Regions from separate parts of the Homo sapiens genome. Here all the other regions are linked to region 1. The links are chromatin loops, found by intact Hi-C in ENCODE. Cell type or tissue: dorsolateral prefrontal cortex. All regions are shown on one strand.

Region 1 (2,500 bases):
GAATCCTGTATCACTTTGGGTAACTAGAAAATCTATTGAAAAATGTTTTTAGGCTGGGCGAGGTAGTGCTCACCTGAAATCTCAGCACTGAGGGAGCCTGAAGCAGGAGGATGTCTTGAGCCCAAGAGTTGGAGACCAACCCGGGCAACATGGCAAGACTTCTCGTCTCTGCAATAAATAAAATACAATTTTTGTTGTTGTTGTTGTTTGTTTGTTCTTTTGAGACGAAGTTTCGCTCTTTTTGCCCAGGCTGGAGTGCAATGGCGTGACCTCAGCTCACTGCAACCTCTGCCTCCCGGGTTCAAAGGAGTCTCCTGCCTCAGCCTCCCGAGTAACCGGGATTACAGGCGCATGCCACCACGCCCAGCTAGTTTTGTATTTTTAGTAGAGACGGGGTTTCGCCATGTTGGCCAGGCTGGTCTTGAAATCCTGACCTCCAGTAATTCACCCGCCTCAGCCTCCCAAAGTGCTGGGATTATAGGCGTGAGCCATGACGCCCAGCCAAATACAATGTTTTTTAAACATACATTGTTTTTTAAACATTGGCTGACTCTTGGCCAAGCATCACGCCTGTAATCCCAGCACTTTAGGAAGCTGAGGCGGGCAGATCACTTGAGGTCAGGAGTTTCACACCAGCCTGGTCAACGTGGTGAAACCCTGTCTCTACTAAAAATACAAAAAATTAGCTGGGCGTGGTGGCGCGTGCCTGTAATCCCAGCTACTCGGGAGTCTGAGGCAGGAGATGGCTTGAACCCAGGAGGCAGAGGTTGCACTGAGCCAAGATCCTGCCACTGCACTCCAGCCTGAGTGACAGAGCAAAACCGTGTCTCAAACAAACAAACAAACAAAATGGGCTGACTCTGGACTCACACAGGCCTGGTGTCTCCAATCCCAGCCTTGCCATTTTCTGGCTCTATGAACCTGGGTGAGCCGCATCGCCTCCCTGAGCCTCAGTTTCCCCATCTGTAAAACGGGGATTCACCCATTCACCATTCCACAAATGTGCACCCAAGACCCACTGACACCAAGCGCTGCGCCCAGCTCTAACCTATATAAAGTTAAGGAAGAACACGAACATGGTAAGTGCGTCTCCCCCTCCCCCAGGCATGGAGCTGCTGAACTAGTTTTGGGAATGGAATCAGAGCACGCGTGGACAGATGGAGGGAGCCCTCAGCTGCCCGGACTCTGCAGCCCACCACCCCCACTCTTCTCAGATCCCCCTCGTTTGACCAAAAAGCCCCTCTACCACGAGGTAGGACCCCAAGCAGGATCCCAGGGACTGGCGTCCAAATCCGGGCCAGGAACTGACCCCAGCAGCCAGACCCGGGACGGGGCTAAAGCTCGGGTTTTTCCACCTCCGCTTCCCGCCACTGCAGCGCGGGGAGCGAGCGCCACCTGTGGGCCTCCAAGGGGAGGTGCGTGCGACTCCCGGGGAGGTGGACGGTCGCCCCCGTTTCTCCCCAACCCGGGGGACCTCGGGCCCTCCAGGAGTTTCGGAAACAGCTCTCATCTCTTAAATTCTCCTCCACAACCCACTTTTCCCGGCTGCCATTTCCCAGCTAGAACTCGTCGTCCATGCATTCATGCAACATTTATTGAGCACCTACTGTGTGTATTGAGCAAACCTAGATCATTGCTCTAGGTTTAGAGTACACAGAAGACAGAATGGGGCTGGCTCAGGCCTGTAACCCCAGCCACTCAGGAGGCTGAGGTGGGAGGATCACTTGAGCCCAGAAGATGGAGGCTGCTGTGAGTCATGATGGCACCATTGCACTCCAGTCTGAGAAACACAGCGATACCCTGTCTCTAAAAGTAAAAAGAGGCCAGGTACAGTGGCTCGGCCAGGCACGGTGGCTCACGCCTGTAATTCCAGCACTTTGGGAGGCCAAGGCGTGCGGATCACGAGGTCAGCAGTTCGATACCAGCCTGACCGACATGGTGAAACCCCCTCTCTACTAAAAATACAAAAATTAGCCAGGCGTGGTGGCGGGCGCCTGTAATCCCAGCTACTCAGGAGGCTGAGGCAGGAGAATTACTTGAACCCAGGAGACGGAGGTTGCAGTGAGCAGAGATCGTGTCACTGCACTCCAGCCTGGGCGACAGAGCAAGACTCCATCTCAAAAAAAAGAAAAAAAATGGAAACAAAACAGATAAACCTCCATGCCCTTCTGGAGCTTACAGTCCAAGGGAAGAGAGAAGAGAGGAGGAAGAGGACAACAGGCTGCAAGATCATTGCTGATGGCAGTAAGTGCAGTAAGTGTTCTGAAGGAGAAAGTATATACAGGGATGTCACTGAAGCACCTGCTGTGGGTAGAGTGGGTGGAGTGGGCTCTGAGGAAGTGACGCTTATCCTGAGGCCTGAGAAGAATAAAGCCCCAGCCATGCCGAGTCTGGAGCCAGGATTTCCAGTAGAAGGCGCAGCCAGCGCAAAGGCCCTGTGGCAGAAAGGAGCTCGGGTGTTGAACAGTGGGAAAGGAGGTCACAGTAGCCAGAGCCGAGA
Region 2 (2,500 bases), 130 kb before region 1:
CAATATATAGTATAATATAATATATATTATATAATGTATAATATATACTGTATAATATATAATATATAATGTATAATATATAATGTATAATATATATTATATAATGTATAATATATAATATATTGTATAATATATAATATATATTATATTATATATATCAATTATATATAATATATATAATATATATAATATATACAATCAATTATATATATATTGATTATTATTATTTTTTAATTATACAGGTCAGCCGGGCGCAGTGACTCATGCCTGTAATCCCAGCACTTTGGGAGGTCAAGGCGGGAGGATCGTTTGAGCCCAGGAGTTCGAGACCAGCCTGGGCAGCATAGCAAGACCTGGTCTCTAAATAAATAAATAAATAAATAAATAAATTATATAGTCAATTTGAGAGGGAGCCAGGAGATTCGCGAGGTGATCACCACTGTCATCCAGGTGACAGGCAGGTGATGGAGGCCCAGAACAGGATGCTGGGGGGAAACGTTAGGTTTTGGGCATGTCTTAGGGGCAGAGTCAACAGGACCCCTTACTTTGCACCCTCCTTGAACTCTGCTCATGTTACTTCCTGACCACTCTATTGAAAATGCAAAACACAGGACGGGGCGCGCTGGCTCACGCCTGTAATCCCAGCACTTTGGGAGGCCGAGGCGGGTAGATCACGAGGTCAGGAGCTCGAGACCATCCTGGCTAACACGGTGAAACCCCGTCTCTACTAAAAATACAAAAAATTAGCCAGGCGTGGTGGTGTGTGCCTGTAGTCCCAGCTACTAGGGAGGCTGAGGCAGGAGAATGGCGTGAACCCGGGAGGCGGAGCTTGCAGTGAGCAGAGATCACGCCACTGCACTCCAGCCTGAGCGACAGAGCGAGACTCCGTCTCAAAAAAAAAAAAAAAAAAAAGAAAAGAAAAGAAAATACAAAACACAAAAATTAGCTGGGTGTGGTGGCGCATGCCTGTAATCCCGGCTACTTAGGAGGCTGAGGCACAAGAGTCGCTTGAACCCGGGAGGTGGAGGTTGCAGTGAGCCGAGATCACACCTCTGCACTCCAGCCTGGGCGACAGAGCAAGACTCTGTCTCAAAAAAAAGAAAACTGCAAACACCCCCACCCTCCTCACTCCCTTGATCTCCTCTCCCCTTTATCTCTCTCCAGTCCCAGAGATGTGGGGGGGGGGGGGGTCTCGCTATGTTGTCCAGGCTGGTCTCGAACTCCTGGTCCCCACAGCATATCCTGACCTAGTTTCGTTTTCATTCATTTATCTGTCTCCCTCACTAGAATACCAACTCCCCAGTCCAGAGATGTTTGTTTCTTGTTCACTGCTGTCTACCCGGAGCCTAGGACCGATCCTGGAACATAGTAGGCGCTCAGGAGAAAGCGGGGGAGTGGAGGAAAGCGAGAATCCCGGAAGCCGCCGGGTTCCAGCCTGAGCAGCAGGCGGGCGTTTAAGTGGAGGCGGATTCCTAGTTAGGCACCAGCTGAAAGGGGAGCCCGGCTGGGCTGCGCTTCCTTCCCCGGCCGCTAGGGGCCGCTTCCCCGCTGCTCTGCGGCCGCCAGGTGAGGGGGCCCCGCCCCTTCTCCCCAGGTGCTCAGGGAGTTGGGGTGTGAGGGGACAAAGTGGGGGTGAAGGGAGAGAGCTGAGCGTGTTTGAGATGGGGGCTGCTTAAAGGAAGGGAAAAATGCGTAGGGAGGTTGGGAGGTGTGAGAAGGTGAGGAGACAGCCCGGTGTTAGGGAGAGAGGAGCGGAGAGTTGAGGGAGGTGCGGGAAGATGGGTGATCAACTGGGGAGTCCGGGAAAGTCTGGCAGGCGGAAGGCCTTGCCCTGGTGGCTCCACTGGAGGAAATTTAGACCATGCATGGAAAAGACCGGGACGATTGAGGGGTGGGATTGGCCTGTGGGGTTGAGGATCCCAGGGAAGAAGCCCTAAGCTTTGCTGGACTTGGACTTGGCCAGTGTGTTCTGGGGAGGAAGAGGGATTTCTCAGACCCAGATCCCTCAGACCAGCAACGGGGAGGGACTTCTCCTTTGAGGAGTGAGATGTGCCTGGCAAGCTCACCAGCTAGCTTTTGCAGAACGTGTGGCCAGTAAGTGGCTTATTCAACCTGGCACTGACTCTGCCTCTCTCTCCTTCAAGCCTCAGGGCCAGGATTCATTGTGTAATGAATTGAGTGGTGGGAAAACAGCAATGAATGAGACAGATCCAGTCCCGGCACTGGCCAGTCCTGGCACAAAGAAGGCTGCCCAGCCCTGGGGAAGTGACAGGTAAACTGAGGCAGGGACCTGCTGGCTTTAAATAGCAGTCCCCCTCATGGTGATCTGGGCAGAGAGGACCACTCATATGGAGGCTCTGAGGCTGTTACCAAGAAAAAAGCCGGCAGGATCCAAGCTGCAATAGTGTGATAGGGAGTGTTGGGGTCTGCGGCAACCCAGAAATGCCTGCCAGGTCTAAAGGGATCCTGTGTTTGGGATTAAGGTGGATGTGGGGGCTTG
Region 3 (2,500 bases), 150 kb before region 1:
CACTGAGGGGCTGGGTACAAAAAAGTCGATTCTATAGCGTACCAGTGTTGTGAAAGAAGATAAAGCCAGGAAAAGTGGCTATGAGTGTGTGTGGGTTTGGGAGTGTGTGTGTTTTTTTTTTTAATCGTATTTTTAGAGACAGGGTCTTACTCTGTTGCCCAGGTTGGAGTGCAGTGGTGGGATCATAGCTCACCACAGCCTCTGAGCTCAAGGGATCCTCCTGCCTCAGCCTCCCAAGTAGCTGGGACCACAGGGCGTGTGCCACCGTGCCCAGCTAATTTTTAATTTTTTTGTAGAAATGGGGGCCTCGTTATGTTTCCCAGGCTGGTCTCAAACTCAAGCGATCCTCCCGCCTCATCCTCCCAAAGTGCTGGGATTACAGGCACGAGCTACTGTGCCCGGCTGTTGCAATTTTATTTTATTTTATTTATTTATTTGAGACAGAGTCTTGCTCTGTCATCCAGGCTGGAGTGCAATGGCGTGATCTTGGCTCACTGCAACCTCTGCCTCCCAGGTTCAAGCGATTCTCCTGACTCAGACTCCTGATTAGCTGGGACTACAGGCACTCACCACCACACCCAGCTAATTTTTGTATTTTTAGTAGAGACAGGGTTTCACCATGTTGGTCAGGCTGGTCTCGATCTCCTGATCTCAGGTGATCCACCCACCTCGGCCTTCCAAAGTGCTGGGATTACAGGCATGAGCCACTGTGCCCGGCTGTTGCAATTTTCAACAGGATGATCAGGAAAGGCCATCTCCCCTGGAGAAGATGACATTTCAGCAAACCCCTGTGAATTTGAGAGAGGAGCACGCAGGTGTTCAGTTCAGGAGAGTTAGAAGAGCATCCTGGGCAGGGTCACAGCCCGTGCAAAGGCCCTGGGGCTGGACCGTGCCTATATGTTTGAATAACGGTGGCAGCTGCATCGAGGAAGCGGGTTGTGAGCTGGTGAGGAGAGTGGGAGGAGGTGAGAGCAGGGAGGTGCCGGGAACAGACTGTGCAGGACTCGCCTTGTACTTTAAACACACAACTGCTCCCCAAATGGGGCCGCCCCTCTGCCCAGCCTTCACTCCCAGAAGCCACTAGGGGGCGTTCTGGGGCAGGGTCGGCCAACCATGGTCAGGCCCCCGCCTGCCTTTGTACAGCTGGTGAGCTAAGAATGGTGTTTACATTTTTAAAGGACTGAAGAGAAGAAGAGAAAAGAGAACAGGCCACAGAACCCGTCTGCGGCCCGCAAAGCTTGCAGGATTTACCATCGGGCTTTCTACAGAAAAGTCAGCCAACCTCTACTCTATTTTATTTACGTATATATTTTTTTGAGACAGGGTCTTGCTCTGTTGCCCAGGCTGGAATGCAGTGGCGCGATCACAGCTCACTGCAGCCTTGACCTCCCAGCTCAAGTGATCCTCCTGCCTCAGCCTCCCGGGTAGCTGGGACGACAGGCGTGCGGCACCATGCCCAACTAATTTTTAAATTTTGTATTCTGTAAAGAAGGGGGTCTCGCTTTGTCGCCCAGGCTGGTCTTGAACTCCTGGACTCAAGTGATCCTCCTGCCTCAGCCTCCCAAAGTGCTGGGATTACAGGCGTGGGCCACTTTTTCCCACTGGCAACCTCTACTCTACAGCCATCACTGCCAACCCAGGACAATTCTGCCCCTGATCCCAGTATGTTTAGCAATGTCTGGAGACTTTCTGAGGTGTTACGACTGTGGGGCTGGAGGTGTCACTGACATCCATCGGGAAGAGGCTAGGGTGGCCTCTGAGCATCCTATAGTACAGAGGACAGCCTCCCACAGAGAATGATGCAGTGCCGAAGTCAGGAGTAATGGAAATCGTCTAGGAAATCCTGTCTGGGAAAGCCAGCCCCGGACCCCTCACCTCCTCAAGGGATAAGAAGGAGAATCCATCTGGCTTCCTGACCTGATCATTTGTGACCTGCAGGGTATTTTTAGCCTCTGAGGGAGGGGCACTGGCTATTCTGAGTTTTTTTGTTTTTTTTTTTTGGCGGGGTGGGGGGGGGCAAGGTTATTTTTGGCCTGGGCATCTATTTATTGAATTTTTATCTCCCCCCAAATTTTGGAACAGGAGACAGTGAAGGCAGGGGCATTTTTTTTTTTTTTTAAGAGTCAGGATCCTGCTTCGTCGCCCAGGCTGGAGTGCACTTGTGCAATCATAGCTCACTGCAGCCTCAAACCTCTGGGCTCAAGCCATCCTCCCACCTCAGCCTCCTGAGCAGCTGAGACTACAGGTACATATTCACGATGCCCAACTATTAAAAAAAAAATTTTAGAAACGAGTCTTGCTATGTTGCCCAGGCTGATCTCAAATTCTTGTCCTCAAGCAATCCTCCCACCTCGGCTTCCCAACATTCTGGGTTTACAGGTGTGAGTCACCACACCTGGGTCAGGTAAGACTTCTTGAACGCACACTGTGGGCCAGTGATGACTGTTGACACCTGGGATTCCCAAAGCAAAGCAAATCACAACATCCTCGCGCGCTTGGA

The links. Peaks named below come from ENCODE experiments on the same cell type or tissue, not always from the same donor. Only the 100,000 strongest peaks of a DNase experiment are listed, where the experiment ranks them.
Region 2: it touches region 1 in a loop (4-fold over the local background); 24 of 110 quality-filtered maps call a loop at or near these places.
Region 3: it touches region 1 in a loop (2.3-fold over the local background); 75 of 110 quality-filtered maps call a loop at or near these places.

What each region holds. Positions count from the first base shown.
Region 1 is chr19:14,347,242-14,349,741 of GRCh38, forward strand. All of the region lies in intron 1 of LINC01841 (long intergenic non-protein coding RNA 1841), which reads right to left. Among named protein-coding and RNA genes, the nearest start is that of LINC01842, 15 kb to the left of the region's middle. RefSeq lists an enhancer at 1,073-1,951. In dorsolateral prefrontal cortex, CTCF peaks have their summits at 1,408 (motif pointing left) and 1,609; a DNase peak (open chromatin) is centred at 1,380; H3K4me3 peaks cover 534 bases.
Region 2 is chr19:14,216,008-14,218,507 of GRCh38, forward strand. No RefSeq gene overlaps it. Among named protein-coding and RNA genes, the nearest start is that of ADGRL1, 11 kb to the left of the region's middle. RefSeq lists silencers at 1,233-1,543, 1,445-1,554. In dorsolateral prefrontal cortex, a CTCF peak has its summit at 1,529 (motif pointing right); a DNase peak (open chromatin) is centred at 1,514; H3K4me3 peaks cover 666 bases; H3K27ac peaks cover 589 bases.
Region 3 is chr19:14,199,315-14,201,814 of GRCh38, forward strand. All of the region lies in intron 1 of ADGRL1 (adhesion G protein-coupled receptor L1), which reads right to left. Among named protein-coding and RNA genes, the nearest start is that of ADGRL1, 5.6 kb to the right of the region's middle. In dorsolateral prefrontal cortex, a CTCF peak has its summit at 1,098 (motif pointing right); a DNase peak (open chromatin) is centred at 1,044; H3K27ac peaks cover 1,491 bases.